Regions from separate parts of the Mus musculus genome. Here region 2 is linked to region 1. The links are chromatin loops, found by intact Hi-C in ENCODE. Cell type or tissue: left cerebral cortex. All regions are shown on one strand. Links, peaks and the distances in the headings refer to the core of each region. The heading gives the core; the rest is flanking DNA. Region 1 has its middle 20 kb from the start of 2410004P03Rik. Region 2 has its middle 8.7 kb from the start of Pdia6.

Region 1 (16,530 bases), core at 5,410-13,409:
CAAATTAGCAACTCTCAACTCTCTGCAGTTCTTAGCTGTTATGTTAGTCACTTTTTTGGTTGTGGTGATCAAATACAAGACAAGAAGGAATTTGGGGAGAAATGAATTATTTTGGGCTCACAGTTTTAGGGGACACAGTTCAGCATGGCGGAGAAGGCTTGGTGGCGGGATGTGAGGCTGCTGGTCACACTGTGTTAGCGGTGGAGGTCAAGAAGCACAGGACGGGAGCTAGGCTGTAAACCTCACAGCCAGTCCCCTGGGCTCCACCATCTAGAAGTCTCACCACCTCCCCAGTCACCACCACCAACAGGGACCAAGTTTCCAAAGACGCAAGCCCACGAGGGACGTTTTACATTGAACTAACCATAGCCGTCAAAGTCCGGGGCATCTTATATTATTATTTAAAAAGACTTTCTAAAAATTATGTTTGAGAGCAGTGTGTCTGACAGGACCTAGGTGTCGGGTCCCCTGGAGGTGGAGTTACTGGCTGTTGTGAGTTGCCTGTGGTGTGTGCTGGGACTAGAACGTGGGTCCTCTGCAAGAGCATCTCTCAGTGCAAGGCTGATTTGTAGAGTGTGTAGGGCTGATTGACTGACAGATTCCCTGCTAGAGTAAAAAACCGACATGCCTGAGGAAGCAGCTACACATCCTTGATGTAATCAAAGCAAGGCAAACACTGGCAAGGTGACAGCTGAGCCATCTCTCCAGCCTTTATTGTTGTCGTCGTTTTTGAAAATACTCTTTTTACTGTGGTAGGAGAATTTAGCGTAACTCCTGACCTTTACGGAAGCTTTTAAGGTTTAGATTTGTTTTGAGACAAAGTCTCTGTTTGTGGCTGTGGCTGGCCTGGAACTATGGCAGCTCACAACCATCTGTAACTTCAGTTTCAGGGATCCTACGGCTCCTAGCTTCCTCAGGTATGAGCCATGCCCATGGTTCACAGACATACATGCAAGCAAAATACTCGCACGCATGAAAAAAATCATAAAATAACAACAACAACAAAAACAACAACAACAACAGCAACAACAACCATAACCCATGCTGGCACTTTTTTCAAAATGGGTCAAATCTTGGCAATTTGTTTCTAGAACTTACCTATCTCTGAAACAGAAGCAACATTTCCTGTCTTCATACTTACCTTTTCTGATATCTCCATGTCTTCTGGGTTCCTCTTTTTTAAAGACTTGCTTTTATTTTTAAATATGTGTGTGGGTGGGTGGGTAGTGTGTGTGCACTTGTGTGGGTGTGTGTGCACAGAGAACTGCAGGTGCTCTTGGAGACCAGACGTGGTATAACCCCCTGGAGCTGCAGTTACATGAACTGTGAGTTGCCGGGCATGGGTTCCGGGAACTGAACTCTGGTCCTCTCCATGCTCCTAACTCTTGAGCCACCTCTTCAGTCCTTCTTCTGTGCAGCCAACCCCTTGACTCCCTTCACTGGCCTTACCACTCTGAGTTGTTTGGCTCTGAGAATGTAAAATTAGAGGAAGTATCCTTCTCTTGCTAGGAGATTTCGATTCCTGTGATGTGAGAAAGCCTGACGGTGGAATTTATAGCTCAAAGAAGCAATATCAGTGGAGTATCCCCATCAGCTGTTGAAGGTGGAGAACTGATCTAGTTTTAAAAATAGGCCTTCTGTGTGGAGTCATGTAGAGTCAGGTAAAGACTCCATGGCAGGGTTGTGGGCAGGGCGGTTCCAACAGTGACTTAACTCTCTCGTTCTCTCAGCCACCCAAAGAATCAGACATTGTTCCATGGCCTATAGGGGAAGGGAGAGAAGTCTCCAAATAGCCCTGAATTTAATTATAATTAATTTGATATTCATATACGTGAGCATCAAATTTTTAAAACAGGTTTACTTTTGATTCCTTGTTTATGACGTGTCTCTGTGTGCATGCACACATGTGAATGCGGTTTCTGGTGCAGTCCAGAAGACAGCGTTTGATTCTCTAGACCTCAAGTTACAGATGGTTGTGGGCCACCTGATGCAGATGCTGGGACCTTGGGCATAGCCACTGAGCATCCCTCCAGCCTCCGGCATCCACTAAGCATCCCTCCAGTCTCTGGCATCTGTCTTTTCAAAGCATCTGGTACATTTGTTTGATGCTGCATGCAAAGGACCTGTCCCATGTGGTATAATTTTGTCATCTGTAAAATAAAGCAAAGGGCTGGACTAGATGACACCCTAGGGGCCTTATACTTCTGAGTTATTACAATCCCTGCTACAGAAACAGTCAACACCCAAGGCTACCTATGAAGGGCCAAGGTCAGCAGGTCCTTCTTGCCCCATGTGAGGTCTCCTTAGAGGTAGTCAGTCAGGGATGACTCCTGATCGTCCCTACTGGAGTCTCAGAGTTGAGGCTCACACCCACCTTTCCAAGTTTAGCCTAGATGTGATTTTATGATGCTGAACGCTGAGGACAGGAACTGTTGGACTGACTAAAGCAGCAGCAGCAGCTGCTATATAAAATCAGGATGGCCGCCCCAACTGTGGGGCATGGAGATCCGTGTCCTCACAGATCAGAACTAGGGGAGCCTGGAAGGTTAGCACACAGGGTTGTTCCTTCAAAGGAAGAAATTTGACTCCTGTTATCTGCCCAGAAGGCTGAAAGTGGATGTGCATTCTTGCCTGGTAACCTTTGCGATATGTGTGGTCAGAAACCATGCCGGACCCTCCCCTTACTCTAATCATGAGCTTGTTTCTCTCAGTCAGTCTATAGAAGCCATCTTTATGGAAGGTGTTGCCTGTACTTTAAAAGGATTTTACTGTAGTCATGTTCTATCTTTATTTAGCTTACTTTGTTCCTTGAAGAGATTTATGTATGCTTTGTTGTGCACACAGGATTGAGATAATCATTACTAGAATTAGTTTCACCAAATTGTGCTGTTCTTAAATGTCTAAAATAAACGACGTGGGGTCAGACTCCCAAAGTTTGAGCAGACACCAGCTATTTAGTCATGTTGAACCAAGCTGCCTTCTTCTGGAGGTTCATCACTTTGCTGGCTGTGGATGTTGCAGAGACTCCCTTCTCCCCTCCCCCTCCCCCTCCCCCCTCTCACACCACACCGCCCAACATGCCCATCCAGTCCGGTGTCTCCTTTCTGTGCTCATTTGCTTTCCAGGGAGCTCAGATGCCAGTCACAAACACACAGCAAAATGCTGGCAGTGCAGAGACCGATTGAAACACAGAAATATTTCTTTTAATATTTTGGTTGGGAATGCAGACAGCGTGAGAGGCTCTGGTGCCGAATTCCAACTGTGAGTGATGTGCCTGAGAATCTGTAGCTGCTGTTGGGCAGCAAAGTGCCTTTACTTTTCTTAGGATGGCTGTTTGGCGAGGGGCTTGTGTAGGGAAGCCATGCAAGACCTGAGAACGTCTCTTTAAGGCATTGTGGTTCTTCGGGAAGCTTCCTGGGGTTCTTGCAGTGCCTTGCTTGCTGTGCAGGAATAATAGGTGGCCCAAGGTCTGTCTGCAAACATGAGCGTGCTTTGGGCATACATCTCCTTGGTCTCTGCTCATAGTGATGCGAGTCCTCTCCGTGCCAATCTGAGGACAGCAAGCAGTGTCCCACACTCCCCGAAGGGTGTGGTTCCCCTGCTGCACTGAAGTACTGGTACCCTCTCTTGTGGTCCTTTTTTTTTTTTTTTTCTGCATCTCCATCTGCTGGGTTTGAAAGTTTCCCCCAAATCTCATGTCCCAACACCACCCTCAGTATGAAAGTGCCAGCTGGCAGGAGCTTCAAGAGGTGGTTAGGTCACCATGGTCCGGTCCTCATGAGTTTATTGGTGGTGTTATTCTGAGAGTGGGCTTGTTGTAGAGTGAGTTTGCCTCTGTCCTGTTCCCTTGTGTGCTCTCACCTCCCATCACATTATAGACGTGACAAGAAGCTGCCCCCTCACCCTGACCTTCATGACCTCCATAACTGGCAGCCAAGTAAACTTCTATTGCTTAAAAGTTTCCCAGAAACATTCCCAGAATTCACTGCTCTGTATGCCTTGTGCTCCAGTCACACAGAACTGCTTGTCCTTGCCCATCACCAGGAACAACTGCTGTATGCTCTTCTGAACGCTGATGCCTTCCTTCACTGACTCTGAAATGTTTTCCTGCCCACCATCTTGGTTTGACACCATGACCAAGGCAACTCTTATAAAAGGACATTTATTTGGGGCTGGCTTACAGGTTCAAAGGTTCAGTCCAGTTTCATCAAGACAGGAGGAATGACAGCGACCAGATGGACATGGTGCTGGAGAAGGAGCTGAGAGTTCCACCTCTTGTTCTGAAGGCAAACAGAAGAAAGACTGGCTTCCAGGCAGCTAGGATGAAGGTCTTAAAGCCCATGCTCACCGTGACACACTTCCTCCAACAAGACCACACCTCCTCATAGTGCTGCTCCCTGGGTCAAGCATATTCAAACCACCACAAGGCTGTTCTCTCGTTCTGGGGTTGGAACTCAGGTTGCTAGGTTTGCATGACAGGCAAGCAGTTTACCCGTAGAACTGTCTCACCTGTTCATTCTTCCTTTTCTTTAGAATTTTGTCACAGCAAAGAGAAAAGAAATTAATACAGTGCCACTGGATGCAGGCTTTATCAGGAAGGGAGACAGTTATAAGTTAGATTATACTCCTGTGGTCAAGTCTTTTAGTATATCTTTTATGTTTATGAACACTTACCTGCATGTACATATGTGCAATGCCCACAGAGGCCAGAAGGGGGCATAGGGTCCCTGGAATTGAGGTTATGGATGGTTACCTGCCTTGTGGCTGCTGGGAATTATACCAGGGTCCTCTGGGAGAACAGTCAGTGCTCTTAACCACTGGGCCATCTCTCCAGCCCCGTGAGTTCAAGTCTTAACACATGCTACCTGTGAAAGAAGCAGCAGTGGGATGCAACACTGAGATCTCGTTTTTGCAAGGGTGGCAATTGCTTTCAGAGCCTCAGCTTCTCGGGGGCTTGCAGAGACAGCATGGAACAGTTATGTAGCTCCACACCATCTGACAAGATGCATTGAGACACGCCCACTTACTTGTGGGTCCTTCAGATACAATTAGGTGACACAGAGGAATCAGATTTTTTAGGTCAGAAGGGATTTGAGGTGTTTGCTGAAAGACCACACACTGGTGCCTGCTGGACCCCCATGTCCCAAGTCAGGTACAGGATGACAAAGACACAGCAAGGTGGCCTCTGCCCCAGGGCTGGGAAAGTCCTAGCTGGCTGTGGAAGCCATGGGACTTGGTTGTGGTTGTTCATCTCTGTTCTCTCTCTTAAACTTATCTTTATACCTTTTAATTATATATAGGTGTGTGTGCCTTCATGTGTGAGTGTGCATGTGAGTGTAGGTGCCCTTGGAGGCCAGAAGAGGGCATCAAGTCCCTTGGGGTTGGAGTTGCTGATCACTGTGAGCTGCTTGCTATGCATGCTGGGAACTGACTTCAGATCCTCTAGGAGAGCAGCAACCATGCTTAGCAATGGAGCCACCATTTCTGCTCCATGCCCATCACCTTCGTAAGCAGAGGCACAGGGAGCCTCTGATGGATGTCTGACCTAAGTTCATGCTGTTTACCAGAGTAGCTTGCCTTAGCAACTAATGGCTGCCTGTGCAGTGGCCTGGTCCTCGCCCCTATTTGTGACGTAACCATCCAGTGCTCAAGTTCTTTGGCTCAACGCAGAAAGAAATTGTGAGAAAGCAAGGAGTAGCTCTCCCAGTGCTGGTGGGTCTAGGCTAATGGATGGACTGACAAATTTGGAGGCTTGTAGTTCTTTGTGTGTATTTTAATATACAATATGTATGTGTCTATGTTATATATATATAACATGTACGTTGTTTATTTTATATGTACGATTGTTTTGCCTGCGTGTACATCATGTGTGTGCCTAGTGCCTGTGGAGGTTGGAAGAGGGTAGTGGATCCCCTGCAATTGCAGCTACAAATGGTTGTGAGCCACCATTTGGGTTCTAGAAACTGAACCCAGTTCACTGCAAAGTAGAAAGTGCTCTTAACTGCTAAGCCATCTATCTCTCCAGCCCTGGTTTGTAGTCCTGAGTCCTGAGAACTAGATCCTTTGGCTCCAGGCTCCAGGGCCAGGGGCTCACGGCTCTAGGTGCTCAGCCACACATAGGCTTATTGCCCAGCAGCTAGGGTAATCCCCAGCTTTTGGCAGTAGTTGGTGGTAGCCGCAGACAGCACCAGCTAGTAGCCACAGACAGCACCAGCTAGTATCCTGGTTGCCGAGTCTGGAGTGTTGAGACTCTGCCCTTAGAGTGATTAGCATCATAGATCTTAGGCCTCAGGCAGGGCTTGGTAGCTCTTTGGAACTCTAGTGGTGACTGAGGCTTCAGTTTCTCCTTGTCAGCTCTTCACAGCCTTCTCTGCACCTCCGCTGTCCTTGTCCTTTCCAATGCCTTCACCTGCTGGCAATTCTGCGCCTCTGGCCACTCTGGGGGAAATCCACTGAGCTCCCGCCCTGCCGCTGCCACTACCCCTGCACCAGAGCCATCTTCTCCAGCACCATCACATCTTTGTATTCCTAGCCCAACCCACACTACCTACCATAAAAATCCGAAGCAGGCTAAGCAAAAGGCCAATTAGGGGAGGCCTTTTATTGGCCTAGAATTGCAGCAGCAGAGGTGACACAGGATGGTGACTCCCTGATGACTTAAAAACAAAACAAAACAAAAACAAAAACAACCCCCAAAAAACCGAGCTAGTATGTCCTAGGTGTTTGCACCAGTCACTACAGTCCCGAAGGTCTATGTTACACCACTGCCGGCTTTCTTCCTTGATGAGAACTGGCTGCTTGAGTTCACCAAGGTTTGTGATGTCAAAAGCTCCGTGTGTCCCTGTCGTGGCAGGAGTAGTGCCTCTCAGAGCTGGAGCCGGAGCTGTGCTTTGGCAGTGGCAGCTGTGGTTGCAGTACAGTTTCCTCAAGGTATCTGTGGAGTGTTCGAAGCAACTGGGCTCCCACGAAGACAGTCGAGCCAGTTGCCAGAGAGAAGCTGCTTAGCTGGCAGACCTCTGTTCAAGTCAGTACCAGGAGCATCAAGGGAGCACCAGGCACGTGGGGGGTTCATAGCAGGGAATCAAATCACCTGATTCCCAATGTCCTAGCTGATTTGAAGGCAAAGTAAACATTAAAACATTAGAAGGGATGCTCTCAACAGGGGCTGACATCACTGTTCTCAACACTACTTAACAGTTCTCCGTTCTTCACCAGACATCCTCGTAGACACTTAGGCTACCCTTTACTCTTTTGTAAGATCTTCCACGCAGCTCTGAATTTCCCAGCTGCTCGGTGTGCTGCCCTAATCTGTGGGCTTCCATAACCACCTTACATTCAACATTCTCCAGAGTACATGCAATCTGGGTTCACCCATGTGGTCAGGGGTGTCCTCACATACCCGGAGAGATGAAGGGCTGCGTATTATTATCATCAATAATACGCAAAGAGGTCAGCCTCTACCTGTCGGAACCATGGCTTCCCAGTGCCCGCCACACTTGCTCAGCATAGGCATGGAGGGCTGGGGAGGAGGCAGACTGCTTGCCCTCTCTTTCAGGGAGCAGAGCAAATGTCCCTGTAGCTTAGTCTATGTATTAGTTTCTTTTTTTGTTGTGTCGACAAAATATCTAACAAAACCAACTCAAAGGAGGAGGGAAGAAAGGAAGAAGGAAGGAAGGAAAGAGAAAGGAGAGGGAAAGGAGTTAAGAAGGAGGGTGAGAGGAAGGAAGGAAGAAGGAGGGAGAAAGAGGGAGAGAAGAAGAAGGAAGGAAAAAGGAAGGGGGAAGGAGGAAAAAAGGAAGAAGGAAGGAAAGGAGGAACTAAGCCCCCCCCCCCCCAATTTTACCATTGACGTTACAGTCCATCATGGTGGGAAGTCATGACACTAAGGGTGTGGAATGGCTGGTCACATTGCATCCAGAGTAAGGAAGGAGACAGATGAATATTCATGTTTACCAGGACTCCATCCCATGGGATGGTGCTCCCCACATTTAGGCTGGATCCTCCCACGTTGATGAGCCAGTGTAGACAGTCCTTCACAGATGTGCCCAGGGCTTGTCTGCTGTGTCACTCTGGATCCATTAGGTTGACAATCACACCGTGGTTCTTCTGTCTGATCCTTGTCTCTTCAGCGTCCTGCTCACCGACATGTCCTACCCTTGGTCCCTAGAGCTATTTTCTCTGTAAAGGACCTCAGAGAGCATGTTCTTTGCATTCCTTTCTTCCTTCTGCAGACTCTGTGAAGTCAGAGGTGGGTTTTAATATAGGGGGAGGGGATAACTGAGCTATGGTGCCAGTTGCTTGGATTCCTTATCCCAGTTGAATGTCTGCACAACATACTCTGTCTGTCTGTGGATCTGTGTCTGTCTGCCTGCCTGCCTGCCTGCCTGCCTGCCTGCCTGTCTCTCTCCTTCATACACACACACACACACACACACACACACACACACACACACCAGGGTCTATCTGTGTAACCCTAGCTATTCTGGGACTACCTATGGAGACAATTCATAGACACCCACTTATCTCTGCCTCTGAGTGTTGGAGTTAGAGAAGCACACTGCCAGGCTTACCTTGGATGACATAGTCTCTTGGTGGTGTTGTGTAAGGTACAGATTCCCTGTTCTCCTGCATACCTGGAGATTGGCAGGGGGAAGAACCCTGGTCTCCAAGTCCTTGATGGTCCTAGGTGCTAGAGGCTGAGAGGTTAGGTCTCCTCCTTTCTGCCTCAGGCGTCTGGAGTTTGTGGTAGAAGTTGTAACCTTTGTCATGTGTGGTTTGGAGAACCCTGCCGTCCATTTTGGCCAGTGTCCTGGCTGCTGTAGATGTCCTGATCTATGGGTGGCACTTGCATTGGTCCCTAGCTCGACAGACCTCATGGGTAGTGCTATTGGAAAAGGTGCCCATGTTAAGCTTTCCACTGCTCCTTGTTCCTGGCTCCACCTAGGGACACCTCCATGTCCTGTGGAGCACATCGGGTTCTAAGGACCAGTCACTGACCCAGTGTGTTTCCCAAGCACCATGGTCCTAATGGTGATGGAGAGCCAGGCTATGGAGATGGGGTGGGAAGGGCAGACGCCCTTTTCCAAGAGTCTCAAATAAGAATCAGGACAGGTTCTTGCCTCAGCTTTCAACTTTCTAAACTTCGTGGACCACAAAGGATGTGGTTGCCATTGCTCCCTGCATGTACTGCCTGCCTCTCTACCCTTCTTCCCATACCACCCATGTGACCGGAAGGCTCATGACCTTTCTTCTGCTATCGAGGGTACCCCTCCTAATCTTTCACTCTTTAAGGCTGTGTTTCCTCTGGCCCATTCTGCATCCCCAGGAGTCCCTTGAGGACATAGCCTGTTATCTGTTCATCTACCACTGGTGCCAGGGAGTTCACCCCAGAAGCACAGGCCTGAAAATGAAAGTCATCCTCTGGTCACTGGGTCACCAAGAGGCTGACTCTTTCTCTAGCGTCAAAGGGAAACACGCTTTGACTCTCTCCTAGAAAATTCTAGACACACCAACACGGCACCTACGGGAGCCTTGGGAAGCATATTGAGAAACGCTATTCTGGATATTTTTGTGATACTCCAAATAACTTCAGTTTTCTCTCTCATCTTAAAGTCTCTTCTAACAACAAAAAAAACTCTTGCGTTGAGGACTTCCTTCCCAGCAGGTGGCGCTATTGAGCAGTGATTGAATCCTGAGCACCAGCAATCTATTCCTGAGTTCATACATAGGCTACAGATCCTCTCTGTGCCTTGTGTGTGTGTGTGTGTGTGTGTGTGTGTGTGTGTGTGTATAATATATATATATATTGGGGCTCTGCACAAATGAAGCTATCGCCATTACCGACCAAGCATTAGTTGAGGGACGATAAGTGTCCACCGAGAAGAAATGAAGCCCATTTGTGAAGTCAGTAGCAAGCGGGCCTCTTTGTACTTTGAAGCAGCAGAAAAGGCCAAACAGACCCATTGTTGCTATTTGTGGCTTTAAGAAGACCCTATATCTGATTGGCTGAGTGAAGAACAGAGAGGGTGTGGTAGAAACCGGAAGCACACTGTCTGTGGGGCCCTCAGCAGAACCATGTGGACTGCATCTCTACATAACCACACAGCAGCCGCAGAGCAGACAGTGAGCATGATCACACGGCACTTGGCAGAAAGGCAGACAGACTGGCTCGCCTCAGACGCTCCAGCTGGACCTCAGACGGAAGGTGCAGAGATTCAAATCCTTGGTCTCTCCACCGGGGATGTGAGCACCCTGGGTCCTCTTACATTGTAAGCGATGGGCTGTTAGGAATGACAGCCCCGAAGTCAACCAAGGTGGTTTTCATTCTCTCATTTGTCTGCCCTGAACACTTCACTCATTGGCAAGTATGTACGGTCCAGCTGGGAGGACTGATAACCAGCTCACAAAAGAGGTACCTTGAGTCCCCTGGCCGCAGTGAAACGGCTCCTCTAGGGTCAACACCTGGCTAGGGGCTGGCTGCTCCCTTTCTGTGCTTTTGTGCAAGAACCTTCCCTGTAGGGTGTGGACTGGCCCGGTACATTCTGCGTGTCTCCCATGGTCCTGGCTATGCACATTAACTGTAACACGATGACATAATTATAGAAACAGAGGACACCCTTCATTTCCTCAGTCACCTGCAGACCCAGAATATGCTGGAGAAAACTTGGATGCACCAACTCCTCATTACAAGCTGAGGCTAGCAATGAACAAAATAAATATGCATTGGAGACTGAATGCTATAATTAGCGTTTCCATGTGGCTAAAGAAAACGAGAGACATTTTAATTCCGGGCCTCTGGTTGCATGTTAAGTTGCTGCGAAGGGAATGGTCCTTGGGGGTTAACCTGTGAGGGACAGGCATTGTCTTAAGATCCTTGGTGTAGGTGGGATTCAAATGGAGCGGCTATGCCATTAGATAGCCCAGGGCTGAGCTTACTTCCTAGAGCCCAGTGAATACTCCCAATTGTAAGAGAGGCTGGCGTCGTCCCCTGGCACCCATGGTCCGGGTGAATCTATTCATTTAATAAATAATTAGCATTCGCATATCTGTTGTTCCTGGTGATGTCAGAAAGTACCTTTTCGTACTGTCTTCCAAATTCACATCTAGACGTGTGATGCTTTGACCTGCTACCTCCTTTAACTCAGTGCTGGGGACAATCTCAAAGCATTGTCCTGCTCTGCCCTTGGGGTAGCTAGCCAGCCTGAGGATTTTGTGCTTTCTTGATAACATAACTGGAGAAACTGGCATGTCTGAAAGAGAACAGGCCACATGGTCCTGAGCTCTTCTGCCCAAGGGGTGATAGGACTCTGTGTATCTCTTCTGGGGGATACATGGGGATTTGAGGTGACAGATAGGCAATCTGGGGGAATCCCCAGCATGGAGCCCAGGAGAGTCAAAGAGGAGATACCCGGCTCTTCTGCCTTCCGTGTTCCCAGGCACCAGCTTGTTGTAACACCGCGTTCTCAGGCCTCAGTGACTACAAGAGTTGTAAAACAGGCTGTAGCCTCACTGAAGGCACAGTGGCCACAATTAGCAACTGGAGAGGTGCAGTGTTGATCTCACAGGCATGAGGTGACTTATCCCAACTCACCTAAGAAGATTGTTCACACTAAGAGCTTTTTAAAACCCCAGTTTAGAGAGAGCTGAAGAATTCTCTCTGCCATTCAAGACCATCTTTAACAGAAAGCACACCGGAAGGGTGGTCCTGAAACACCCGTGTGACAGGCAGAGATCTGGAGTACCCTGAGACTTCAACTACCAGCCCTGTGCTCTGTGGATGGACAGCACCCCCTGCAGGACAGAACCTCCAGATAGAGATGTGTTAGACATGCTTATGTCCTGAAAGCCTTTTATTTTGTGAGACCTGGGTGGGGCTGGGTATTCATCCTGGAATTTCCAGAAGTTTTTCTCCTTAACTCCCAGAGAAATTTTATTTTGAAACAGAGTCTCACATAGCCCAGGCTGGCCTTGAACTCTCCATGTAGATGAAGATGAACTTGAACTTACCTTCCTGCCTCTACCTCTACAGTCAAGGAAGACACACCCCCCCCCCTCCACACACACACCCCTTGTGGCTGTGGCTGTATCACAAATAGTGCTAGGACTTGCCAAAGCCACAGCAGCACCTGGAGGTGACCTGATGATGGATGCCATGCTAGGCTCAACGTGACAGACTGGGAAAGTCTAAAGTCCTGAATCCTGGAGCCAGGAACTGTTTCCAGCCTCACATCCTGATGTCCTGGTGACACAGGGACAAACTGTCCTCACCCCCCCCCACCCCCCACCCCCCACCCCCCACCCCCCGGGCTCCACTCATGCATCCTGTTCTCCTGCTGAGAGGGGTGCCACTCTGGGCTGCTGCTGCTCAGGCCTAGGGTCGTGCGTGCTTTGTGCAGACACTCTGGGGGACTCTTTCTCCCTCTGTGCCCTCTAGGGAGGCTTTTGGAACCACATCTTAGAGTACAAAGCTGGGAAGCTTGGCCACAGACTCTGGCATGGTCAATTGGTCCTCAGTGGGACGCCTGTGGATTGGCTTCATCCCTGACTTGACATCTAATCCAACCCACCCATGCATTCCGGAGGTGGCTGGCACTCCTTACTTGGGGGCCAGGTTGGCTATGACAAGGGTATAATATACCTGTCCTTGCTATCTCGATTTGTGACTGGCAAGGGGTATTTAAGCATCAGTCCTGAGGGGAAGGGTTACTTCTTGACAATGACCCATGTACTTTGGGGCCTATGTTTGCCTGCTTGGGATTCCTGAGTACCTCAGCCTGTGGGAAGCCTCTTTATTGGACCCCAGGGCGATGAATATTGAGTGGATGGATTCGGAAACACGGTGTCTGGTGCTCAGCAGGCAATTAACAACTGCTAATTGATTCAGATGGCTAACCCAGGAAGCAGCGAGTGGACTAAAAACTCCATGAAAACGAATTGACTCCATCAGGATTAATAATAATAATAACAATAATAATAACAATAATAATAAATAATATCACAGGGATGACTGGTTTCAGCATGGCCTTTCACTATCGGGCTCCTTTTAGGGGTGGTCTCTTCTAAGCACATCCCAAGCAGGATGCAGTCAACTGTGGCTTCCTTAGGGCTTGGTCAGGAAACCTCTCGTTATACAGTGTGTGACATTCCACATGCCTGACGGTTCCCCTGGGCGCTGCTGGGTGGAAGCTGTAAGCTCTATCCTCGGTCTCCGACTCCTGTGACATACTGTCACCTGCTGAATTGCTCCAGTTCGTCCTGTGACATACTGTCACCTGCTGAATTGCTCCAGTTCGCTGCATCTCTCTGCGTTTCATCCTTTCTCCCAGACTCAGTTTAGAGATGGTGTGGTCCTCGTTCGCCTGCGGCTTGAAGCACACGGTAATCACATTCTTCTTCCTCTGGGCTCCACTCCACTGTGGGAGATTCCAGGTCTAGCCACACAGGCTTCAAGGGAAAAAAGAGCCATAATATGTGAGCCACAGACCTGCCCATAAGAACTGTGGTTGGCGGGAGATTTATAAAGCCAGTGACCGGCACTGCTGTTTAACTTCAGAGCGGAAGGAACACTGTGCTGTTTAGCAGTCACTCCTCATTGTGTCGCTGAGGGTGACCCTGAACTTCAGATCCTCCTGCTTCCCCTTCTCAAGCCTTGGTATTACCCGCACGTGCTACCATACCTTTCTCAGACATACCTTTTTAATTTTGGAGGGTGAATTCTTAGACCCTGTGATGACGTCATGTCAGTGCTTTGAGAACGGCCGATCAAGCTCTGCTTCCCTGGTCTGAAGCTCTAAACTCGCCTGCATTCTACACTAGCAGGTTTCCCATGGCAACGATCCCACGTCTTGGCACCAATGTCCCGTGTTAGCTACCTTTCTCATGGCTGTGGTGTGTTTCTGGCAGAGACAGCTTGGGAAGGACTCCCAGTGTTTTGCAGCTGGAAAGGACACAGCCCCTCGTGGCAGGGAAGGGGCAGCACCAGGAGCCCACTTCCTCACATCTTGGCTGAGCAAATAGTGGTGAGAAATGGATACAGGTGGTGGTCCTCAAGCTTTCTATTAAAAATAATTCATTTACTTTTATGGCTATGAGTATTTTGCTTGCAAGTTTGTGTGCTACATGTGTGCCAGGTAACCCAGGAAGCCAGGAAAGAATATAGGATTCTCTGGGACTACAGAATAGACAGTTCTGAGCTGCCATGTGGTTGCTGAGAACTGAACTTAGGTCCTTTTAACCAGTGCTCTTAACCACTGAGCCCCATCCACCCTTTTAACCTTCTATCCAATCCGGCCCTCAGCCTGTAGGATGGTGCTACTCACGTTTAGCGCAGGTCACCCTTCTATCGTTAAGCCTCTCTAGAAGCACTCTAGCAGCCACAGCCAGAGGTGTATCTCCAGGTGTGTGTACCTGTATGCTCACACTAATGTAGACATATGTGGGTATTGTGCAAGCATGCATGCACACATGTGCATGTGCACACACACACACACACACACACACACACACACACACACACCACAAGACTGGCAAAAAGCAGACTTTCTACTGAACTTGATGGAATTTACAGAATTCTTCATTTTGTTTTAGTTTGACCAGACGGTAACGTATTTTTCTTTGGGGAGAGGTAGGAAGGGAGTCATGGTTAAATCTTGCTTTCTGGTGATTTCTGGTGTAAGGATGGGAACCTGTCTCCTGGGCTTAGTTGTCAGGTACGGTGTTGCGATATTTTCCTAAGCGAGAGGATCTGGCATAGGGTTGGTGATGGCACTCAAAAGCCTGTTATCACAAAATAATTCTATCTCGCTTCCCTAAAGTCAGCATCTCACTCTCTCCAGCTGTGCCCAGCTGTGCTGGAGATGCTGCGGCCACTGGGCAGCAGCCCCCCTCCCCCATCCCCGTGCAGCTCTAGAGAGAGTGTTTGAAAATTGGATTCATTTTTGTGCTAATGGTTGAAATGATGCCCTGGGAATGTTGAACATATTATAGTGATTGCTTATTCTCCCACAGATGTGGAAGTCCATTACTGAAAAAAAAACATACATGTTTTTAATTCCCTTCATTGCCTGTCTGAGGGCTTCTTCCTTGTCTGGACAGTTTGTTTAAAGAGAAATTGTGTTGGGGCGATAATGAGAGACAGGATGGACAAGGCTAGGGAATTCTAACAATCCAAAGAAGAGCTGGAGAGGTAACACAAGAGAAATAAAACAAACCTGGTGCCAGCATTAGTCTGACGGCTGTGTCTACAGATCCCATTTCAGGGGTACATCATGCAAGGGGAGGTACCATTTTTTAAGGTATGGAGCCTGACATAGTGACTCAAACTTGTAATTCCAGCCCTGGGTAGCTAAAGGCCAGGAGGATCACATGAATTCTAGGCTAGCCTGGATTACACAAGTTGGCTATATGCTAGCCTGAGGTACAAGTGTGAGAACCTCTCACAAAGTCAAGGCAATGTCAGTGAGATGGTTCAACAGGTAAAGACCCTTGTGCAAGACTGGTAACCTGAATGGAACCCCCAGGATCCACAAAGATGTGGGAGGAGAGAACTCACTCCGTAGAGTTGTCCTGTGACCTCTGACCCTGTGATGTGGTATACACACACCTGCACACACATATAACTAACTAACTAACTAACTAACTAACTAACTAACTAAATAAATAAATAAATAAATAAATAAATAAATGTAACTCAGAAAGCCTATAACTTCTTTAGAACAAAAGGAAAAAATAGAGATCTTTCAACACAACACTTCCCATCCTTTGAATACTTTATGTAAGCTGCATAGAGCAAGCAATAGCCTTAATTCACACTTAATATTCTATCCCCTCTTTGTAGTTGCTGAGAACTTTCTTCTGTACAAAGTTCTGGGTTCTGGGTAGGCTAGCTGCAGTCAAGGTTAAGATATTTTCGACTTCATTAAGAGAGATGAAGAGTATCTTCAGAAAAGGAGTTTAAATTTGCATTTAGACAATATCCTCAGGCTAGACATGACTCAGCAGAGCTGGGACTCCTTGGGGGAAATGCTTTGAGCTTAAACAAGCTCCAACTTCCATCTGAGAGTTTGAGTTTAGCAAAGATGACCCAAGAGTCCAAAGACATTATTCATTGTAAGTGTGGACACAAGCCAACAAGATACAGCAGTCTCTTGCCACACTTGTGACATCTTAACTGACAGCCACCGAAAATCTAGATTCACAGACCCATCAGCTCTTCTGAAAATGCACCTCTTGCTTCTTAACATAGAGCTGTTCTGTTATTTTTGGTGGACATCTCTATTGGCTTCAGCCTGGAGACACACACACGCACACACACACACATGCACACACACACACACACACACACACACACACACACACACACACACAGAGAGAGAGAGAAGAGAGAGAGAGAGAGAGAGAGAGAGAGAGAGGAGAGAGAGAGAGACAGGCAGACAGAGACAGAGACAGAGAGACAGACAGAGACAGAGACAGAAAGGAGAGAAGAAGGTATGCTTAGATGACCAAGCTATAAAGCCCAGGACAGTTTTACTT
Region 2 (16,530 bases), core at 4,213-12,212, 220 kb after region 1:
ACTTCTCTCTGAAACGTCACAAGCCAGGCCTCTAGCATCTGCATTGCTCTCGACATTCCTACTCTCCAAGCTCCTACAGAAACGGCTCGCCAAGCATTAAACACTCAATGGCTTTTCTTGCACGAAGTTCCAAAGTCCTTCCACCATCCTTCTGAAAACAACATGGTCAGGTCTGTTGCAATCCTGGTACCAAGTTGCCTTAGGGTTCTACTGCTACAATGAAACACCATGAGCAAAACACAAGCTGAGGAGGAAAGCTTCTATTTGACTTACACTTCTACACTGTGGTCCATCACTGAAGGGAGTCAGGGCAGGAATCCAACAGGGCAGGAATTAGAGGCAGGAGCTGATGACCATGGAAGGGTGCTGCTTACTGGCTTGTTCATAATGACTTGCTCGGTCTGCTTTTATAGAACCAAAGACCACCAGCCCAGGGATGGTACCATAGTGGGCTGGACCCTGCCCCCCAAATCACCAAGAAAATGCCTTACAGGTTTGCCCAAAACCCAATCTTATGGAGTCATTTTCTTAACTGAGGTCCTGGCCTCTTAGATGACTTTGGCTTGAATCAAGTTGATGTTAAACAGGGCTTTTTTTTTTTTAAGGGGGAAGGGGAGAAGAGGAAAAAAGGCACTTCCCTCCAGATCTTACAGCCTGAGTTCAATGCCCAGCCTGCACATGGTGGAAAGAGAAAATGTAAATTCCACTGTCTTGCACTATAAGCAGCAACCTTAGACAGTAAATCCCCTCATGACACTCCCCTTTACCTCCCCAGGGACTCTACATGAGGAGGTCTCGGCGGGGGGGGGGGCACAGTTTATATAGCTGTCAGAGCAATTAATACCTGTTAATTATTTTTTAGCACCTTCTTACTTCAAACGTAGCCTGGTGAGAGCAATAAATTTTATTTCTACTCTCTCGTGTCCCTACAGATAAAATCCACCCACCTTACTATGGACGGACCATGTCCCGCCCACCATCAGACTCACCCTATTCTGGCCCAAGCCAGCTGGGCTAACCCCAGGCACACTAACCTAGGGGCTTGCCTGCACACAGTCTATTTTTGACCCTTCAGCCTTTCCTCACTCTATACCTTCTTCTTGGAATGCCTGGCATGCCTACCCAGCCCCAGCTCAGGGAACAGCCTGCCACAAGCCATTCAGAACACAGATATTAACTTGACACCTATACCTGCCCTGCTCAGAAGCCCCACCACCAACACCACACACACAGCCCTAACACAACCAGCACACCTCTTACAGAGGTGTCACACACCCATTTTCTCCCCTCCTGTTCAAGTCCTTGCTTGAAATGGAAGGAAATGGTGTATTGAATTGGACCAGCCTGGAATTCAGGGCACTTGGCTTTCCATCCTGCATCTGCCACTTACTCTCCGTGCAAACTCAAGCCAGTTCCTTAATCTCCCTGAGCCATCCTTTCTGCTTGTCTTAGTTGTTTTCCTACCACCACGATAGAACACCCTGGCGTAAGCAACTTCAGGAAGGGAGTCTTATTTTGACTCATAGTTTGAGGGTAGCAGGAATTCATGGCAGCCAGAGCGAGAGGCAGCTGGTCACGTGACATCTACAGCTGGGCAATAAAGAGGGAGGTATACCGGTGCTCCGTGCTTGGCTTGCTTTCTCTCCTTCAGCCCAGGACCTTTATGGTGGGTTCTCTCTAATGGAGAAAATCCCTCTCAGGTGCACCCAGAGACTCCACCCTTCATGTTTCTAGGTCCTGTCAGGTTGACAATCAATCCAGACCGTCACACTGCAACTCTCTAATTTTATATTACTAATGCATAGCTGTTGTCATTCTTTTGTTCTAGGAATGTGTGTGCACCCGGGAGGAGTTGGTTTGTTTTGCTCAGCAATAACAAACCTGACTTTCCAGGGTGCTGGCAGTTCTCCTTCTTAGGGACTCCCATCCTGACAGGTCACTGCGTGTCCACATCTCCCCTTTCTACAGGCATCTTCATCCGACTCGGGTGTGTTTTCTTCTCTCCCATCCGCTTTTCTTCTTTTTCTTTTCACTGTGTTATCTCACATGCTTTGGGGTGAGGCAGGGCTGACATAGGCAAGCAAATACTACCAAACAGCAGTGACACCTCCGAGATGATGGCGCAGAGAAAGACTGAGCGTCAGAGGAACTTCTGGAACCTTTTCCCTTGTAATGGGTGTGTGTGTGTGTGTGTGTGTGTGTGTGTGTGTGTGTGTGTGTGTGTGTGTGTGTTGAGAGATTTTTTTTCAATTTTTGGTGTCTTGTTTTATTTTAGTTTTGAAATGTCTCACTGTGTTACCCAGGCTTAGCTAAAGCAATCCTCCTGTCTCAGACCCTCACATCCTATGCAGCTATGCCTGGCTGCTTAGTGATTATCCAACTTCCTCAGCTTCCTCACATTGAAACACAGATACCAGCCATGCCAGCACCATACAGCTATTGTGATTGAATAGCTCAGGAAGGCCAGCCCCTAGCAGGTGCAATACCTCGCAGCAAACATAGTGATGCCTGGGGAACTGGAAGGTTCTTAAAGGTCTCCAAGATGAGACTGGTCCCACTGAACTCAGGGTCCAGGCAGCAGAAGGAATGTCCCCCAAAGGGTACAGCTGCAACCTTGTCTCCTGGAGCAATCGGATCTCACACAGGCTCTCTCCACAGAGGGCTGGATCCCTCCAGAAGGCTCAACTCTCCTCCTGCCCAGAGGATGGGAAGTCTGACCCAAGGCTCTTGGCCAGATCCTTCCGTACTTAGGACAAGTCCATCTAACCTTTCGGGCCTTTTCCTAGCTGCTGACAAGGAGCCAAATGGACCATGTCCTTCAGGACAGGATACTGGGGGTGCCTCCGACTACCTACTGAGGAGACACCCTTCCATTATAAGTGAACACCCTTATTAGTAATCATGAGAAGTGAACCGGACTCACCTAGAGATGAGCCGTGGCTCCCATCCCTGTGAGTCTGAGCCTGAGCCTGAGCCTGAGCCCTCAGAGCTTGTGGCAGGCTCTGCTCTCTCTAGCACTGTGCCTGGGGGTGGGCTTGGAAGGCAGGCTTTGGGGATCCCCTCACCTCCTCAGCCACTGACGCCCCTGAGCCTGAGGCGGAGAGGTCAGTGTCCCCAGTGGCTAGGCCCCACATGGGCAGCAGAGAGGGCCATGCCACAACAGAGGATAAAGTGAAGGCCACAGGAAGTTCTCAAGATAGAGTACCAGGCTTGGTCCTCTATGACAGTGACATCAGGGGGCAGCAGAAAGGACATAGTGTCCAAAGCAAAGAGCAGCACCTAAGGAACAGCATGACTTTGAACACACCATTCAACACCTCTCTTCACTCACCCGTGCTGCATGGATAACAGTGATCCTACTGGGTGGGGGGGGGGGGGGGGCGGGGGGAGAGCACAGCTCAGGAGACACACAGTGGGACTAAACTGTGAAGTTCATCTTACCATGTTTAAGTGTGCGCAGCCATGAGAATGGCACATCCCCGCCTCTCTTGTCACCTCTTCCAGTTGTCAGTTTATTAACTCTTCAGATCTACCTTTCTTCACCTGCTGTAGGATGCTGGAGTTGGGCCCATGGAACCTTCTTCCCCTTTGCCAGCTGGTGCAATGCTAGATTTTGTCAGTAGAGGGCAGTGAAGAAACCACTGGGTCTTGGAGGAGGGATGGGCTGCTCTTCCCGGTGCCTGCGGTGCCATTTCTCCCCAGCACAGCTGCTAGCGGGATGATGTTGGAGCGCTAGCAAATCTGGCAAGTCACTCCATCCTCGTGGCAACCCTACCAATGGGGACCGCTACCGTCTCCACAGGACGGACCACAAGGTCTAGACACAGAAAATTTATAAAAGCAGACAGGGACTTCCTGATCTTGAGTGACAGAATTCAGGGCAACTCCTGGTCTTGATTGCAGGCTCTAGAGTTCACCTGACCTGCAGAAAGCCCACATGCGCTTTCTGGAAGCCCTATTACCTGAGGGAACTCACCATCCAAGCCTCGTATCTGGGAGGCTACCTGAGGTGGACCCATGTGGCCCAGCAGAATAGACACAAGCGCATTAGAATTGGCAATGCTCCTTGCTGTTCCCCCACGCGGTGAGTTCACATTATAATGAAACGGTGTAAATTTAAATTTAATTCCCTTATCTCTTCTAGAGTCTGCTGTGCAGGAGGAAAATTTTTTTTTTAAGACAACCTTATGCTGTGGGAGCATTGTACATCATCCAGTGAGCCAGAATTTGCAGAACCCGGGGTCCTGGGTTCATGGCCAGCATTTGGGAACTGAGGAAGACTTGACTTCTCAGAGCCCCAGTCTGAAGGAATGAGAGATGAAGTGATGGGGTCAGTGTCTACCAGTGATCTGTTACAGAATTGGGGGGGGGCACAGTGGAGGACCCAGCCCCAGAGAAGGAGGGGGAAAGCCTCTTAGAGGAGGAGGGCACACAATTCAGAAAGCTCCAGAATGTTCTGTCCACAGAGAATTTTTCTCTCTGAAGCCCAGTGCTGAGGGCAGCAGTGACCCTGGCCCACATAGAGCACTGCCTTTGACCTAGCAGGGGAGACTTTACATTTTAAATCACAGATCACAAGTGGAGCCCAAAAGGCACCGGGAGGAGCTGGTTGCCTGGCTTTGAAAGCCTGCCGCCCGAGGCTGCCAGACAGGGAACTTTTCTCCCAGATCTGTGATGTGCTTACTGTATAAGCTGCTGGGATTTTGTGACATTAGAAAATTCCTAATGCCCAGCTTAATCCGCCTTCAGAAGTTTGCAGAGGTGGGGGAGGGGGAGGAGTCTATTTTAGGATTCAGTTTCCCTTGGCAGCATCAAAGGGTAATGAAATAGAAGCTCTCATGAAAACTTGAGAGAGCAGGTGTTTCTACAAGTATAGAGACCCAGGTGTGACAACCAGGTCCTGACAGCCCGAGTCCCACTTTCAGACGCCTGGTGGTATCGATCCTTGGAGATATAACTTCACCGTTCCAGCCTTGATTCCCACATCTTTTATTTCATGTGTCTCCTGGACTATGTTGTGTAACAGGCATTCGCCTAGGGACACACGTGAGCCCGAGTGTTCATCTTACCTTCCTGAGCACTGATCCATCCATTCATGTGAGAAGGGTGTGTCTACACTCATGGGTGAAGGTGCACCAGCAGTCTTGAAATTTCTAAGAGACTGAAACAAAGCCAAGATGGTGGTAACCTTGATCTCTCTACCTGGCAGAATTAGAAGAGCAAGCAGCCTGGGTTCCTGCAGTGAGCAGCTAACACACACACATAGACACACACACACACACACACACACACACACACACACACAGAGAGAGAGAGAGAGAGAGAGAGAGAGAGACAGAGACAGAGACAGAGAGAGACAGAGACACAGAGAGACACACAGAGAGAGCAGCTAAAGATGAGCCTGGCTTCATTCTAGGAGGAGGTAGCTGTGGTAAACAGGGCATGAGACTGTAGGAGGAGAACGTTGCTTCTGAGTCCTGGGTTTGGTCCAGGTTGATGTCTGTCCCTCTATGAAGCTGGACTGATCACGGGCTGGGTGTGTAGGGCTGTAGCCTCAGCTGTCCTGAACATACAGCCAGGGTCTGCATCTGACCTTGCCCCAAGAGAGATGTTTAGGAGTGCTGTGCCCCAGGAGAGTGAGGACTCGTGGCTTCTTTTCATGCCCCCAAACTACCCATGCCCTCACTCTCCTGCCGTATCCCTCCCCCTCCCACAATCTTATAAGGAAAAGCGACCCAGAGAGCTGGAAGCCCCCAGGATTCTGACTCCCATGTCACTGGGTTTCTATAGCTAAAGGGGGGGGGGGGTCAGATCAACCATGGATTAGAGTCTACCTTACATTTCCTGGGTCCCAAAGATGGCCGTGGACATCCCAGTTTCCCCTCATAGCTCCTTCCATCCCTAACCTTTCCAGCCACCCTCTCTTCTCAACAGAATGCCTCATCTCCCCCCACCCACCCACCCACCTAGCTTCCAGACCCTGCTACACCCAAGAAGATGCCGACAATGGGCATCAGCCAAGCCAGGACGCTGAGGTTGGGACCACACTGTGTAGCATAGGTGGTTTGAAATCTCTACCACAGAATCTATTTTTAATGACATAAACATTTTATTTTGAAGCCTGGCACACAAAGAAAAATGTGCACAAATCATGGGCAGACAATTCAGTTTCCACAGCTCAGACTGCGTAACAGAGCGAGCGGAAGTGCCTCCTGGTGGTCTGTCCCTATCATTACCCCCTCTGGGGTGCCTGCTTCAACTTCCCAGTCCATTTCTGCTGGTTGTTTTGAGCTCATGATTTGATAATATTTCGCTGTCTGTCTATCTGCTACTTGCTAGTTGTTCTTTTACCCTGGACTTGCGATATACTTAGTAAACTCACTCATTCAAAACAGGAAGTATGGCTATTGTCGATCATTCTCTGGATTAAACAGAACACCCCCACATCCAAGAAGGTGCCCATGTGGGAAGGAAGCCCTCTCTGAAGGAAAAGAGGCTGTGTAGGGAAGGTCAAAGGCATTCCGTTGTTGAAAGCTCTGAGTGGCTCCATGGCCAGAAGAGACAGTTTTCTGTCCACCCCTGCAGTTACCCAGTCAAAGGGACACAGGGGAGCAGCCTCCTTCCAGCCTATTTGGTACAGGTGTGTGCATGTGGCCAGGTTTGTAGGCATGGCCTCTCAGGTAGTGGCTGCAGCAGGAGTGGCTTGGGCCTTGTAAGAACACAGAGGCCAGCAGCTTCTCCCTAAGAGTCACCCTAGCTAATTTCTCCCGCTTAGTGAGCCGAAATGACTCTTAACAAAACCATTGTGCTTCCACAGGCTGGATGTGGGATTCGAGATTTTAGGAAAAGCTCCCTGAAATCAATCTAGAAAAATCATTTGGAGAGGCTGATAAGATGGTTCAATCAGGACAGCGCTTGCTCTGCAAACCTGAGGCCCTGAGTTGCATCCCCAGAACCCACACCAAAATGCTAGTCATGATGTTGCATGCTTTCAAGCCCAGCGGGTCAGGTGGCTCACAAGGGCCTGCTTGCCTGCCAGCCTTGATGAAATGGTGCACTCCAGGTAGACAGGAGGCAGAGGACACTGGAGATTAATTCCCCAGACTCCAAATCCACACACATCAATACACATGTGCCTGCATTAAGAAGAAGGGGGTGGGACAGTGAGATAGCTCAGGGGGTAAGGGTGCTTGCTGTCGAGACCTGAGTTCTATCCCCCAAACCACACGGTAGGAGAGAATCAACCCCCAAAATCCAAAAGTTGTGCTTCAGCCTCCACGCACGCTCTCTGGCCCACATGTACACACACACACACACACACACACACACACACACACACACACACACACACACACACATACACGCAAGCAAGCAAGCAAGCAAACAAACAAACAAACAAAGAAACTATTTTTTAAAGGAAAGAAAAGGAAAGTCAACTACTGCGCTTCCTGACGATGCTCCCAGGGCTCTGCAAATGGTATGGCGTGAAACTTTCCAGCATAGGGCAGTTGGCGCCACCTAGTGGTCTTTATGATTATACCACTAGTGCGATACCTCCCCCTGACCCGTTCCTCCCCTCCTCCTTTAAGAAGGGGGAGCGCCCCACCCCACCCCCACCAGGTATCACCTCCCCACCCCCGGCCTTCCATTCCCCCAACCCCCTTCTCCCACCTCCGGCTCATCAGGCCACTGCAGAACTAGGCAAAACCTCTCCCACTGAGGTCAAACAAGCAGTCCTTTTAGAGAAACGGGCTCCACAGAGGATTCAGGGAGAAGCTACACTTCTGGAGACCAAACTGCTACATATGTGCATGGGGTCTAGGTCCAGCCCGTGCTCGCTCTTTGGTTGGTGATTCAGGAGCAGGGACACTTCCTAGAAGGGGCGACAGGTTAACACCTGGGCTTAGATTTAAAAGATTAGTGAAAGCCAGCCAAGAGCAATGAGCAGCTAGGTTGTTTTGTATGTGTCTGCATATATGTATATGCATGTAGGAGTGTGTGTCTGTGTTGTGTGTGTCTGTGTTTTTCTGTGTGTCTATGTGTGTATGTATGTATATGTGCGTGTACATGTGTATGTGTGTATGTATGTGCATGTGTGTATGTGTGTGTGTGTGTGTCTGAGAGAGAGAGAGAGAGAGAGAGAGAGAGAGAGAGAGTGAGTGTGTGTGCCTGTGGAGGCCTGAAGATAACTTTCAGGAGTTCTTTCTCTCCACCCTTCCTGAAAGCCCCAGAAACTGAACTCAGGTACACAGCCTTTCAGAGAATACTTTTATCCTTTGAGAAGTCCTGTGGGTCCCTGTTGTTTTGTTTGTTATTTTGGTTTTTGAGACAGGGCCTACCTACATAGTCCTGGCTGTTCAGGAACTGAATATATAGACCAGGCTGGCCTCTGCCTCTACCTTCCAAGCTAGGATTAAGGGTGTACATCAGTATGCCTGGCTCAGTTTCTGTGTTTTGTTTTGTTTTGACAGGGTCACATGTAGCCAGGCTAGCCTCCAACTTACGAGGTACCCAAGAATGACCTTGGATTCCTGCTCCTCCTGCCTCCACCTCCTGAGTGCTAGGATTACAGGCATGTGTCACTCTGCCTCGTTTTGTGCAGTGCTGGTGGTCCAACCCAGGCCTGCCTGCCTGCTAGGCAAGCACTCTGGCAACTGAAGGGGGATTTGTACGCACAGGGAGGAGAAAGATCTGCTAATGTCTCAGCTCGGTAGATGGGGAAGAAAATGATTCGTAATGTACTGTGTCTCTGACAACAGTAGATTCTGGTGGAGTAGGATCTTTTGTTTGCAAAGCCCAAAGCTAACATCCTTGTTGTTGTGGCTTTTGGCAAAGATCCAGGCCATGGCAGAGAAAGCAGGTGTATGTATGTGCGCTCAGAGAACTGGGTGCTGGCTGCTTGGCCAAGGGGCACTGTGAGGCATGGTAGAAGAACCACTGTCTTTGCTGCCCTCAGAAGAGTGTGTGTTGATTATTTTACTTGGTGCTGTGACAAGAGCAACCGGATAAAGGATGGTTTATTTTGGCTCACAGTTTGAGGGCACAGTCCATGGGACTCAGGCATAACGGTATGACAGCAGGCGTGTGCAGCAACTGGCTGCGCTGCAGCTGCAGTCAGGAGTCGAGAGAGTGGGTGCAGGCGCTCAGCTTGATTTCTGGACTTTATCCTATCCCAAGCCTAGGGGATGGTGCTGCCCATATTAAGGGTTAGATCATCCCCACTCATGTAACCCAATCTAGAAACTCCCTCACAGACATGCCCAGACATGTGTCCATGGTGACTTAAGATCTGACAATTAACAATATTAGCCAGCACACACACACACACACACACACACACACACACACACAGAGAGAGAGAGAGAGAGAGAGAGAGAGAGAGAGAGATTTTTAAAAGAAAAATAACACATAACTACAAACTAAAAACAAAACAAAACAAATAAACAAAAAATACCAAGTCAAACCTGATAGCTTATACTTGTAATCCCAGACTTAGATAGCATGAGGCAGGGGAATCACCAATTTAATTTGAGGATAGCCTAGGCATCCTAGCAAGACCCTATCTCAAAATACTGAACGGAAGAAAGAAAAGGAGGGAGGAGAAAATGGTGTGAGTGAGGGAAACCAGTGCAAAACTTCCATTATAAACAAAATTTTTATTTAAAGGCAGATTTTTTTTTTTTTTTCATAAAGAACAAGGCCAAGAGGCTGGGGAAATGGCTCACAGGGTGAGAGCGTTTGCTGTGAAAGCATGAGAACCTGAGGTCTGACGTCAGCACTCTTGTGAGAAGCTGAACACAGCTGGGTGCACTTGTAACCCCAGTGATGGGGAAGAGACATGGTCAGAGCCAGGAGGACCACTGGTACTGGTACGCTCTGGACAGCCAGCATAGATGGAAATACTGTGAGCACCAGGGTTAGTGAGAGATTCTCTCAAGGAGACAATATGGAGAGCAAAAGAGGAAGACACTTGACAGCCTGCTTCCCTGTGGGTGTCGTACACAGGAGCAAATGCACACACACCCGGGGTGGGCCCCCGTGGATTCACGTGTTTGAGTGCTTGGCCATAGGGAGTGACACTATTAGGAGGTGTGGCCTTATTGGAGAAGGTGTGGCCTTGTTGGAAGAAGTGTGTCTCTGTATAGGTGGGGTTTGAGGTCTCCTGTGTTCAGGCTCTGCCCAGTGCAGAAGAAAGTCTCCTTCTTGCTGCCTGAGGATCAAGATGTAGGCCGGGCATGGTGGCACAGCCTTTAATCCCAGCACTCGGGAGGCAGAGGTAGGCAGATTTCTGAGTTCGAGGCCAGCCTGGTCTACAAAGTAAGTTCCAGGACAGCCAGGGCTACACAGAGAAACCCTGTTTCAAAAAACAACAACAACAAAAAGAGGATCAAGATGTAGAACTCTTGGCTCTTCCAGCATCAGGTCTACCTGAATGCTGCCATGCTTCCCACCATGGTGATAATGGACTGAACCTTTTGAACTGTGAGCCAGCCCCAGTTAAATGTTATCATTTATAAGAGTTGCCTTGGTCATGGTCCATTGCCTTCACAGCAATGGAAACCCTAACAGAGACACATCCACACAACTCTTAAAAAGATTATTACATTTTTTGCCCCTTTTGGCTCAGACTCTGCTATTGATCCAGAGGGCACTGCAACGAGGCTTGGTCCACAGACCATTCCAAGCTTATTAACAGCCTCACAGATAAGATGCAATTATTACAATAGTTATTTGCAGCTATGGAAACTGAGGCCTAGAAAGTCTACAGTCCGTAGGGACACTGCCAACAAGGAACAGAGTCATCACTGGAAGCAGGCAGTCTAACAGCAGGACCTAGCTGAGCTCTTTTCCTGTCAGGTCCCTGGATGAGTTCACTCACCCCCAGAGAGGAAGGCTGTCTTGCCTGTCTCCTGCCTCCATAGAAGCCACTCTGCTTCATCAGCTTCAGAGTCTGCTTGCCAGGAAGAGCGAGAAGATCAAGGCCAATGAGCCCTGTGCTTTCTATAGGGCCAGAGGGAATGGAGGCCCTGGACACAGGAAAAGAGTAGAGTCTTGAGGTGGTGGCCTGTCCCATGTCTCACCCATTTCAAGGGCTTTCCATGGTGTAAGTGTTCTTTGTTGTGAAGAGCCACCATGACAATAGTGACTCTTCTAAAGGAAACCATTTAACTGTGGCTGGCTTGCACACACAGAGGTTTAGTCCATTATCATCATGGCAGGAAGCAAGGGCAACACACAGGCAGACATGATGCTGGAGAACTAGCTGAGAGTTCTACATCCCGATCTGCAGAAAGCAGGAAAAGAGAATGGCACCGAGCTTGGCTTGGGCTTTTGAAACATCAAAGTGCACTCCAAGTGACACACTTCCTCCAACAAGGCCATACCTCCTAGTCCCTTCAAATAAGGCTACTCCCTGGTGACCAGGTATTCAAATACGTAAGACTATAGTGGCCATTCTTATTCAAACCACCACAGTTGTTGGCAAATTCAGCAGCTCAAAAGTTCATACTCTTTGTGTCTCTGCTGATGGGCACTTGGCTTCCCTAACCCATCAGCAGGCTGGCAGAGCTCAGTGGCAAAAGGCCCAGACACACAGTCCTCCTGCCCATCCATGGGCCATTAGCAAAGAGATATATCATGCATGACCGACTGTTTGCATTCCAGCTTAAGAGACCCAGCTCTGCCAATACCTCCCAAACACACACAGTGTAGGAAAACATGTACAAATCCTCAGCCTGGGGCCATCGATGAGTGACTGTCTTTGTTAGGGTTTCCATTGCTGTGAAAAGACACCATGACCAAAGCAACTTTTACAAAGGAAATTTCATTGGGGCTGCCTTGCTGGTTCAGAGGTTCAGTCTACTATCATCAAGGCAGAAACATGGCAGTGTCCAGGCCGATATGGGGCTGGAGGACCCAAAAATTCTGCATCTTGATCCAAAGACAGATAGGAGAAGACTGTCTCCCATGTGAGTAGGAGGAGACTCTCAAAGCCCACCTACACAGTGACACACTTCCTCAAAAAAGGCCACACCTACTCCAACAAAGCCATGCCTCCTAATAGAGCCACTCCCTGGGCCAAGCATATTCAAACCACCACAGTGACTATCACAGCAAAGGGCTTACATTAAATTATGACAGAAGTGGCTGGATCATAGAAGGAGACACATTGGCTATTCTGTAACAGGTATGGATCTAGATGCTATTGGAAACATGAAAAAAATCAAAAGTTTCTACTAGCCAGGCGTGGTGGCACATGCCTTTAATCCCAGCACTCGGGAGGCAGAGGCAGGTGGATTTCTGAGTTCGAGGCCAGCCTGGTCTACAGAGTGAGTTCCAGGACAGCCAGGGCTATACAGAGAAACCCTGTCTCAAAAAACAAACAAACAAACAAACATAAAACAAAACAAAAGTTTCTACTAACACTTGGCTGTAATCTAGAATGATTAGGTTCTTCTTAAACAAAGCTTTTGCATAGAAAAGCTTAAATATAAAAGAGGCTTTGGCTACAGATACAAAAAAAAAAAAAAATCCCCTGGGAAGAGAGTCTCAGTGAGGTATTGTCTGGATCAAAGTGGTCTGAGGACATGTCTGGGGGAATTATCTTGATTATGTTCTTTAAGGTAGGAAAACATGCCCACTTTGGGTGGCACCATTCTCTATATAGGAAATCTTAAACTGTATATAAATAAAGTTGAGTGCAGGTATAAATGTATTAACTCCCTGACATTATTGAACAGTACAAGACGTACCACATGAGGAAAGAGTGAAATTCTTACAGAAATCTTTAACAGAATTTACAAAGGATTAAGTCTCTTACTCCAACTGACCCAGACAATAAACAGTACTACAAACATCATTATTTATCAACCGATATCCATAAATGAATGTTCACAATAGAAAATGGCTTTTGAATGTTTCATGCTATTTATTCAGTTCCGGAGTTCAAACCCAGGACCTCCTAGCAAGTTACGAAAGCACTCCATCATCTGAGCTACATCTCCATTTGTCTTATTGGCAAAGTCCATGAAGCCAACTACATGGTGCAGAGCACAGTTGTGGTACACAGTAGGCACTCAGGAAATCTGTGCCTAGTGAAAGAATCAATTCTAGTGGGAAGGAATGACCACATCTCTTAGACTTAAAAAAAAAAAAAAGAATGGGGGTGGGGGAGAATGTATCTGGCATCCCAGAGCCTCAGAGCTCAGATGCAACAATAGTCGGGATGGACTGGGGTTTGCTGCAGTAAGTACAGAGCCAAACTTTGGTGGCTTATTTCAATGAGAGGCTGTTTCTTTCCCATTTACTGTGTCTGTCATAATCCAGCTTCCACTCAGCTCCACCGGGCATCGTGGAACCTGAGGATGGAGTAGTCCATATCAGAACACTGCAGATCTCATGGCAGCGAGGAAGGACAGCAGCCCATGCCCACACTGGCTCTCAATCTGTGTAGAGGCCACACACCTGACTTTTACTCACAATAGTGCAATTAAGCAGGACACAGATTATAAATTGCCAGCAGCAGTATCAAGTGTGGCCATTCCTACGAAAAACATTGCAACAATGACTCTAACATAAATCACAGAATTATCACAGGAGCAGGCAATTGTATTCCTAGTTATAGTCCCTAAGAACTGAAGATATTTGACCATCAGTGACTATAGGAATATTAACACTGAAAGGGAAAAAGTCCCCAACTGTCTATCAACAGAGAAATGGGTAAATAAAACATGATGCATCACTGCACTGGAAATCTAATCAACCTTAGAAAGAAATGAGATTCTAACACATGCTACCATATGGAGAGACTTTGAAAACATGTATGGCAACATTCATATGACATGTTGAATATAGAGAATAGGCTAGACTCTGAAAGGACAGAATTGATCCAGCCTGTATGAAGCATTTACATTAGGCAAATTTCTAAACATGGAAAGTATGATGACCAGGGATGAGGGGGAAAGATGAAGTTCTTGTAGGCAGAATTTTGTTTGGAACAATGAAAACTCTGGATGTGGATACTGAGTGGGGGCTGGAGGTGTGACCCCAAGGCAGAGGGCTTGCTAGCATGTGTAAGGGTCTGATCCTCAGCGCTGTGAAAAAATCCAAAGCAGGGAATTGTATATACATTTTATCACAGTGAGGAAGCAAACAAAAAAGAGGTTAATCTTGGGTTCTATGGTACCAGGGTCTTCACTGAAGCAGAACCCAAGGAACACAGCACTATCACTATAATGTGCCTTTGTCTCCTTGGCCTCTGTGTGGGCTGTGTGCTCCCTGGCAGGGGCTGTGCCTCCATCAGGACCTGGCATAGTTAGGCTGTGCCTTAGGGTTTTGTTTGTTTGTTTGTTGTTGTTTTTCCTATTCTGATAAAACACTGACCAAAAGCAACTTGTAAGGAAAAGGTTCATTTGGGTTACTAGTTACAGCCCATCCTCAAGCGACACAAAGGCAGGAAGCCGAAAACAGGAACTGAAGCAGAGAGCACAAAGGAACTCTGCCTCCTGGCTTGCTTCCTTGCTCCTGTTGTCACCTTTCTTATACAACCTAGGACCGCCTGCCCAGGGAAGGCTGATCCCTCCTCCATGTATTAGCAGTTAAAAAGGAAAAAGAGGTGCTTGCACAGACATACCCACTGGCCACACTGATAGAAGCAAATTTTTAATTGAGATCCCCTCTTCCCAGGTAACTCTAGCTGACGTTGAGCTGACAAAAGCTGACCAGCATAGACTGTTAATATCCTCTTTGCTTTTAATGAAAGGGAATGGTTCCTGCTTATCCTGGTACACATTTGCAAGCCAGTCTCCGTGTACAGTAGGCTTCATGGAAAGGTCCACGTTTGCCTTACTCTGCGACAGATTAGATGGGGACCTCATGAGTCATGAAATGGACCAGAACTATTACCACTATCAGGACTGGTTTTGAGTTAGGACTATGGTGTTGTTCACATAGCAGGCCTAAAGAGGTAGAGTCAGCTGGTAGCTTCAGAATGCACGCCCCTTTTTGACACGTTGTGGCAGCTTGATGGTTCATGTGAGGAGGAGGAGGCTGGGTTAAGGAATAAGAAATGAGGGGATCCCCTGCAGGTGATCAGAATTAAATTCCTACGTCTGGATGAAAACAGGATTTCATTCCCAGTCCTTATCCGTCAAGGGAAAGGATCTCACTGGAATTCCATTTTCTACAGCTGCATATTTCAGGGGGAAACACAGAAAGCTGAGGAAAGCCTCAGAAAAACAAGTAGCATTTCACCTCAGGGCCTTCCAGGAGAACACACCGCCCAACTATGTCTCTCTGCAGACCTCACACACCTCTGCTCTGACTCCACACATAGCTCTGTGATCACTGGCACCTTCCTGCAAAGGTGGAGCTAACCAAGGTTCCAGAGGGACTTCCTGTCCCAAAATAAGCAGTGTGCCTGCTGTGGACAGGAAAGCTTGCCAATGGCTTACAAGAGTCAGCCTTGTGGTTCTGGTGCTCCTTGGAGCCTCATTTGCCTGCCAGTCTCTCCAAAGGCACTCCTAGGGCTCCACCTTCCAACAGGGCACCACTTCTCCTGGAGCCCTTTGCCCAAGAGAGCTCTGGCCAGGGTCAGCGTTGTTTTGTCATTCAGTAAAAAGAAGCTATTATTGTTGTTAAAATTTTTATTAGCATTTAAAAAATTTAGACAGGATCTCATGTAGTCCAGGCTGGCCACAAACTGACTGTGTCGCCAAAGCTGGCCTTGAACCCCTAATTCTCTTGCTTCCTTTTCTTTAGCGCTGGCACTACAGGTGTGTTACTGTCTTAGTTGGGGTTACTGTAGCTGTGATGAAACACCATGACCAAAGCAACTTGGGGAGGAAAGGGTTTGGTTTATCCTTCCATGTTGATTATTCAAGAAAGTCAGGGCAGGAAGGCAAACAGGATGGGAACCCGGAGGCAGGAGCTGAAGTAGAGGCCACGGAGAGATGTGGCTTACTGACGCGCTGCTCAGGACTTACCCTCAACCTGCTTTCTTATAGAACCTAGGACCGCAAGTCCGGGGACCGCACCACTCACAATGGGCTGGGCCCTTTCAATCACTAATTGAGAAAATGTCCTACTGTTGGATCTTATAGAAGCTTTTTTTTTTGTTGTTTTTGAGGTTTCCTCTAGCTTGAGTCAAGTTGCCATAAAACTAGCCACCATAGTCACCATGCTGTGTTTCTGTGGTGCTAGGGATCCTAGCCAGGGCTTCACGCATGTTACTCAAGCACACCAACAGAAAGGCATCCCCTGCCATTATTTTTCTATTGTGTCTCACTCTGTTAGCCTTAAACACCTTTGTAAATATTGCAAAGCAATACATTTTAGCCCTCACCCCCAGAGCCAAGAACGATAAACCCCGCAGTTTATACTCTGAGGGTCTAGGGGCACATGAGTGAACAAGGCTTTGCAATCAATTTAACAAAATAAAGTTTGGAATGATACTATATACAGAATAAGTTTGGCAAATGGTTTTCACTGAATGCTGAGTCCGCGAACAAAAGAATAAATAAGGTCCCAAAC

The links. Peaks named below come from ENCODE experiments on the same cell type or tissue, not always from the same donor. Only the 100,000 strongest peaks of a DNase experiment are listed, where the experiment ranks them.
Region 2: it touches region 1 in a loop (6-fold over the local background); 32 of 42 quality-filtered maps call a loop at or near these places.

Annotation. Positions count from the first base shown.
Region 1 is chr12:17,023,591-17,040,120 of GRCm38, forward strand. No RefSeq gene overlaps it. Among named protein-coding and RNA genes, the nearest start is that of 2410004P03Rik, 20 kb to the left of the region's middle. In left cerebral cortex, for the core only: CTCF peaks have their summits at 9,654 (motif pointing right) and 11,790 (motif pointing left); DNase peaks (open chromatin) are centred at 8,538, 9,681, 10,067, 10,637 and 1 more place; H3K27ac peaks cover 1,061 bases.
Region 2 is chr12:17,249,595-17,266,124 of GRCm38, forward strand. No RefSeq gene overlaps it. Among named protein-coding and RNA genes, the nearest start is that of Pdia6, 8.7 kb to the right of the region's middle. In left cerebral cortex, for the core only: CTCF peaks have their summits at 6,224 (motif pointing left), 7,512 (motif pointing left) and 7,716; DNase peaks (open chromatin) are centred at 5,076, 6,236, 6,717 and 7,505.